2 separate regions of the Homo sapiens genome follow, and region 1 is linked to region 2. The links are chromatin contacts, found by Hi-C or POLR2A ChIA-PET in ENCODE. All regions are on one chromosome and are shown on one strand. The core of a region is the stretch at or near the end of the contact, and the rest is flanking DNA. Distances in the headings are between cores, read along the strand shown. Region 1 overlaps CACNA1C (calcium voltage-gated channel subunit alpha1 C). Region 2 overlaps CACNA2D4 (calcium voltage-gated channel auxiliary subunit alpha2delta 4).

Region 1 (3,483 bases), core at 487-2,986, 590 kb after region 2:
TCCATTTAAGAACATTATTCTGAGAAGGACCTACAGCCATCATGAGAACCACCAAAGGCAGCCACAGCACAAGAAGCTTACAGACTTCTCTAAATTGGCAATTCACATTTCAATCCTGTGCTGCTTGTGTCTGAATCATATCATAGGGGGAGCTCTGAGCTTATGTGAACATCGAGGCTGTGAGAGACAGAAAGGAGAGATGTAGGAGCCAACCTTGTGTGTGCTGAGATTCGAAACCAGTCATATATCCCATAAGCAAATGTTCCTGAACTGGCAAATCCCAGAATGTATTTTGCCCTGGGCACCCTTTACCTCCTCATTAAATAAGAAAATAACCCATGAGTATTTGAAAGGAACTTGCATCGATGTGGAACTGACTGACTTAGAATAGAGCTCATCCGAGATCTTGAGATGGGCTTATTGACACAACCGCCTTTCAGCTGTTCTTGAGAGTCCCACAGGATGGGGAAAGCCTTGGTATTAGTCACTGGGATCAGAGCTGGGAAGCTGCTTAGCTCTGGGCTCAGCAGGCTGGACCAAGGCCACTTGTAGGTAAGAGAGGCAGTGTTCCCTAATGCACTCTAGATCAGCTGGAACTAGTTTGTAATCCTGGATTCAAGTCCCAGCACTATCATTAATGAACTGTGTGATCCAGGCAAGTGGTTTATCAGCCTTCTCTTCCATAAAATGGGGTGCTGTGCTGTGTAGGTGTGCCTGGCTTGTAAGCACTAAACGAGTGTAGCTATTACTATGATCATATGCAAGCAGCACCTGTAGCATTTGGAAGGCTCAGGAAAAGAAGGGTGGGTGGGAGCAAAGGCAAACAAGAGCAGTGGAGACTAAAGCGGGTTGTCTCGTGGCGATGCTTAACCTAGGGGCCTGGAATTTCCCCCTTTGCCTGGTCTTACTGTCATTGGAATAATCGTAACCACTCCTGGGTGGTAAGAGATCAGCAACATAGCTGTAGTTCGTTGGGTGGCAGGAATGTGCCCTTTGTCCTTGGTTTCTAAGTAATGATGTCTTCATGTCCGGTTGAGCGAGGGGTCAGCTTCAACCCTACGATAAACCAGTGGAGTTATAAATGGAAAGCCTGAATTCCCAGACAGAGGAGGCGATCCAATGAGACAGCAGAGTAAGTAGGGAATTTTCACTGCCTCGTCTGCAATGATAATGTGAATAGCAATAATAATCATCCTAAGAAAGGATTTTGTCTCAGAGCCAAGGCAAGGAAAAGAGCCTTTTCCCATGCCTTGCTGGGGAGAGCTGAACACTCAAACCACGTCAAAATAGAAGGAACCAAAAATACAGTGAAGTACCCTTTGCCCCAGTGAGAAGCCAGTGCAAGACAACGCCCTGCAGAATGGGCCAGAGGGCAGAAGAAGAGGCCAGGGCCCAGTCCTGAATTTGTCTGTTGGTTCTCACTTCCTCCTTTAATCATTTCAGAAGAGCTGTTAATGAGCAGGAAATCTAATTGATTAGCATTTCATCCTGGCTTCCCTTTCTGCCAAAGGTGCTAATGAGCAGGGAAATCACAGATCCTCCGGGTGCAAGGTACTTGAGAGGTTGTGAATGCATTTGCCACCCCTACATGGAGAACCTCATCTGAACCTCAGCAAACTGATAAGGACCACTCTGATTTTTAAAACCCTCCAGACAAGCTGCCTTCCTTCTGTGGATCACACACCACCCAGGTTAGCAGCAGTGCCACCAGAAACACTGTTGCACTCAAGTTTTCTCGCAGGTGACTCATCTGCATGCTCCTTGGCGGAGAATCGCGGGTTACTGTACTGTCTTTGTGTAAGAGTTCTTCATATTCTCGAAGATGTTTGTTACATCTTGTTTCTACTGTCTTTCCTCCAGGTTACACATTGTGCGTCTTTCACCCTTTCTGTGCAAGTTGTTCTTTCTGACCCTAATCACCTTATGTTGTTGGATCTTACTCCAAGTTCATCTACTTTGGTCGTGGATTCGGAACTGAGCCTAGAGTCCATGAAGGACTCTAGCAAGAATGAGCACAATTAGAGGTCTCCTGGCACCCTGTTGTTGTCTCCTTTTTTTCTTTCTAACAAAAGCCCATGGTCAGTCTCTCCAGTTCATGACTCTTTTTCAACCCCAGCCTCCCTTTCTCCGTTTGTGTACATGCCCTATTTTTCTTTTCCTGGTAGACAACCCTGCACTTTTCCTTCTCTGAGCAGCAACAGTGAAAGGGAAGGGAGGTGGAGGGAGAGTAAGCCACATGGGCAACCTGCAACCTGGGTCTCCAGCCTCTTGCAGTCTTGGTCCTCACCGTGGCATAGTATAGTACCAGTAGAGGCACTGCAGGGACAGATGAACTCCATAGCAAGGCATTGCAAGAGGCCTTTGGAGAAATTCCTTTGCAATTTGAGCAAAGCCCACTCCTTGGCTTAGCAAATCTTTTTACTTTTTGGTCTGCTAGAATTTACTGCATGCGTAGTTATCCAGAAGGTACGTCTCTGTCCCATTCGGCTTTATTAGACGCCATCTGGAAAGGGGCTGGGAGTGGTCAGCCTCAGGGAGGGGAGCCAACTGACCGTGAAAGGAGGGAGATGAGAGCGAAGTAAGCATAGTGCTCGCTCCCCAAGGATTGAAACTGCCTGCCCCGAGCTGAAGACTTACAAAGACGTAGTCCAGATTCCCAGAGAAAATGAGGCTTTATACCCATAACAAGTTGTAATTTGAGTCACCGGGGAAGTTAAGAAAGTGAAAACATGAGCAAATGCCAGTGTGATGGAATCAGAGTCTCCATGCTGGAAGAGACTTCAGAGGGATCTGCTTGAGCTCCCTGGCTTTATAGACAGGAAGACCGGCCCCCTCAGATGCACACAGCCAGGTACTGCACGGCCGGGCCAGAGGCTTTTCTGATGCCTGCCTCCCTCTCCCGGCAACGGAACCTCATCACCTAGTTCTGATAGGAAAAAAAAAAAATGAGGTGATCAGAAAACAACTTCCTCAACTTTCTCAGTCTCCACCAGCAACTAAAATTGTTCCTGTATCCCCCTCACCTTATCCACTTAGCACCCCTACACCCAAGGGCAGCTAGGACCCGCTGCTGTCTCTCCATGACCTCCCTCCCTCTGTAGCCTTAGGTAGGCCCCTGGCAGCTTTTGCCTGGAAATTTGCAACAGTCTCTTGACGGGTCCCCCTGCCTCCCTCCATTCTTAGTTCACCTGTCACTCTGTGGCTGCCTCACCCATCTAAGAAGCAAACCTGGTAAAATTGCTTCTGTTTAAAAGTCTTGAAATCCTGCAATGGCCTCAGTGGCCCCTAGGATAACTATAAACTCCTTAACATGGGCTACAAATAGGTGGTTTTCACCCCTGGGTGTATATTAGAATCACCTGGGATCTTTTTAAAATTACCCGTGCCTGGGTCTCACCCGTAGTGACTCCATAGAGTGGGCCTGGGTGGGGCCAGTGGTGTCCTACAGCTGGAACCAGCCCCAGCGACTCAGGAGAGGCCATC
Region 2 (3,139 bases), core at 281-2,780:
ATATCTCAGGACCGGAGCCCATTCTGCAGACTGGAAAAAGGTCTGGAAGAACCTGCTCTGGTGCCACCAGTTGCCCTGCAAGCAGCTTTAGGGTCAGGAGGCAGCACCGGGGCCCAGGGAAGGGTTAGAGAACAAATAACGGAGCCCTGTGGAGGACACGGGCGGTGAAGGAGGCTGGCCCCGCTGCTCAAAATCTGAGCCCTACAGACACCTCCTACAGCCCCCGCCCCCACCGCACACATCCCCGAGCATTGCAGGATATATTTGACTTCTGTCGCCTCCTGCAGCACTGGTGGGAAGATGCTGCAGTCACAGGTGGGGTCTGTCACCAGGAGGAGGAGGTTACTGTTGGGAATCTGCTGCACCACAAATACCCTGCAGCAAAGAAAGGGAGTCGAGGATGGCTCCGTGGCGACCACGAGAAGGGCTTCTAGGGAAGGAACTTCTGGAGACTTTAGTGTGGAGTTAGGGTGGCAGGGAAGCCCGGAACCATGAGGCAGGGCGGGTCGGGGCAGCTAAGGGAACGGGCCTGGCAGATGGCTCAGTCCTACTGGCTTTGCTCACAAGCCTTTGCTGCTGCATTTCCTTTCCTAGCAGACTGGAGACAGTGAGGAAGTCCAAACTGGGCCGCTTTGGAGAGTGCAGAGTTGCTATTAATATATGCAGGGACGACAGGCGTAAATCAAGACCGTCCGGAGCAAATGGGCGGGCGAGGCAACACTTGCTCTGGGTGAGGGTGGCGGGGGCAGGCCCGGGCGAAGCGGCAGCGCTGGAGCTTGGCCACCAGGTGGCGCAGTGGCCCCGCGCTCGGCGAGGCCGCCCTGCGAGGAGTGGCGCGGAGTGGGGCGGAGCCCGCCCGCCAGGCCCACGGCCTTCCCAGCAGTCCCAGCGGCCGCCTACCGAGCGCCTCCCCTGGGATGGGCGGTCTCACACACCCAACGTGCACACCACAGCCGTGTATACTCTCAGCCTTCACGGCTCTGTATGAGGCTGGTGTTGTGCCCATTTTGCAGATGAGAGAATGGAGACTAGAGGAGGCGAAGTCACTTGCCCACGGTCATAAGCGGGGGAGCGCAGAGCCAGTTTTCAATTCAGGAGTGTCTACTCTGAAGCCCTCGCTTCACTCCGGAGCCCGCTGGCTCTATCCTCGCACCGAGCCTTTGCGACAAGTGCACAGGGAACGCTAACCCCAGCCCTCAACGCTGCACAGAACCCGGGGTGAAACCCGCGCAGCACGACGCGCAGGGAGTGGGGGAGAAGGGAGCCCCGATGCCAGCGCCGCAGGTGCCGCACTGTTAAATGGTGTGCCACGGGCCCGGGGGTCTAGGGACCGCCTGGCGAGCGGCACGTCTGGCTGAGGCGACCCTCGAGGAGGCCGCCGCATTCCCAGCGTGGGGGTCCTCCCGGGCTTGGGTGCGGGGGGTCAGCAGGAGAGACCCTTCCGCGCGGCCTCCCTGCCTCCCCGGGGCCAGGGCGGGTTATAACTAGCGGCTTCCACACAGCAGGAAGCCTGACAGAGGCTGCCCGCGGGGCTCCCAGCGACCCGAGGACATCGCACACTTCCGGCCTTCTCTTCTCACACTCCCTCTGCCTTCCAAGTTCTCCCCACGCAGCTCAGGCGCGGGCACTGGCACCGCCCTGGGCACCGCCTGAGCAGGGCTGGGGGAGACCCGCCGAAGGGCCCACTCGCCCAGAGACGCCGTGGGGTCACGGCTGCGGCCTCGGCGGGGTGGGCTCGACACACAGGGTCAGGCCTCGGGACCACCTCTCCCCATCCCGGCTGTCCCGGTCCCCAGCCGTCCTGCCCGCCTCAGACCGTCCGCCTCCTGCGTGTCTCCTCCACTGAGGACGGCGGGGGAAGACCCCGGGAGCGTGGGCTCTGCACTTAGACGCATCCCCTCCTCCCGGCTGTGGAGCCGTTTCCCGGGGGTTCCGGGGCCCTGCCCGCACTTCCGCCTTGCCGAGGGCGGGAGGAGTGTGGCGGGACGGGCGGCGCCGCCCTGCGGTCTTACTTCTGGCAGGGCCCGCACTCCACGATCCCGTTGGCCTCCCGGATGGCCGGCTGGTACACGAACACGGGGTACTCCGTGTCGCAGGGCTGCAGCGGGTCCTGCTTCTTGTGTTTGTGGGCTGCGGGCGGAGAAAGGACATCACGCCACCGAAGGGGCCTCTGGCCTGCGGTGACCTCGCCTCGGCACTCCCAGGGCCAGAGTTCACCCCAGTGCATTTGCAGAGGGTCCCTCCTCAGGCAGTTCTCAGGACACGCGTGGGAGGAGCCGGGCGGGGGGTGAGGGGAGGGAAGACACCCGGAGTCTCTGGAGAGGGTGGCTTGGCACGGGGAGCGCCGCAGGGGCCCTGAGCCTCGGTGGAGGGAAAGCGCTTCCTCTGGGGAGCCTGGCCCTCACTGAGCTGGGGGCAGTGCACCATCTCCAGGGCCCCTTCCAGCACTCAGATCCCGGGGGAGGGTCTGAGCGGGGAGCAGAGGCAGTAGGGGCACCAAGGGGTGGCTTGGGGGTACTTAGGCCCACCACCCCTCCCTTCACTGTGGACAGACGCAGTGCAGTTCCTGGGCAATCCTGCCCTGCTCTCCCGCACAGCCAGGCCCACACTCCACCCATTGAGCCTGAGCGCCTGCGGTGGGGGCAGCCGGGCAGGTGGGCTCCAGGCCTGGGGCTGCGGAAGCCCAGAAGCCACAGCCACCCGGTGCGGGACTCCTCGGGGGCTGCGCGATTTGCCTTAGCTCCCTGGGACAAGGACAGTGGACTCAACCAAAGGTGGAGGCGAGTGCCTCAGCCCCGCTCTGCAGGACCCGAGTCCGTTCCCTCCCGGAGCCTCCTGAGGTGGGCACATGGCAGAGCAGGGCCCTGCCACACAGGCTGTCTGCATGGCCCTTCTGTTCTCAGGGCCTGGCTGTGGCCCCCAGGGATAGACCTAGAGGCAGGGAGCACAGGTGTGAGCTACCTTCCCAGGCTCATGCAGAGTCCTACAGGAGAGCATGGGTCTCCCCAGCTTCCAAATCCAGAAGCTCCCAGCCAGAGCTGGAAACCCAGAGGGGACACTAGCTGGCGTGCAGAAAACTCTCACCGAGAGGAGCAAGCCCACAGCGGCCAGGGCTGTGAGTTTTGTCCCCAGGGCTGGG

The links. Hi-C counts contacts between places; a loop is a spot of excess contacts on that map. ChIA-PET counts read pairs that join two places held with the same protein, here RNA polymerase II (POLR2A). Pooled maps may share reads with other maps.
Region 1: a loop to region 2 is called in a map of Right ventricle myocardium inferior, with 2.7 times the contacts of the local background. The contact joins two enhancer-like sites. A Hi-C loop is called at or near these places in 1 of 168 maps with a recorded cell type or tissue (Right ventricle myocardium inferior) and 8 of 50 pooled maps. POLR2A ChIA-PET finds 5 or more read pairs at or near these places in 1 of 52 experiments (H1).

What each region holds. Positions count from the first base shown.
Region 1 is chr12:2,382,440-2,385,922 of GRCh38, forward strand. The region is part of intron 3 of CACNA1C (calcium voltage-gated channel subunit alpha1 C); the gene reads left to right. Among named protein-coding and RNA genes, the nearest start is that of CACNA1C-IT3, 110 kb to the left of the region's middle. Within about 2 kb of position 1,737, at least 8 of the 41 ENCODE cell types and tissues checked have a DNase peak (open chromatin) inside an H3K27ac peak, as active enhancers do.
Region 2 is chr12:1,795,406-1,798,544 of GRCh38, forward strand. It overlaps CACNA2D4 (calcium voltage-gated channel auxiliary subunit alpha2delta 4), which reads right to left. Exons shown (of 38, transcript NM_172364.5): 35 at 2,013-2,130; 36 at 263-375. Among named protein-coding and RNA genes, the nearest start is that of LRTM2, 24 kb to the right of the region's middle. RefSeq lists enhancers at 142-709, 821-1,726, 1,727-2,631 and silencers at 670-999, 1,340-1,469, 1,570-1,799. Within about 2 kb of position 1,531, at least 30 of the 41 ENCODE cell types and tissues checked have a DNase peak (open chromatin) inside an H3K27ac peak, as active enhancers do.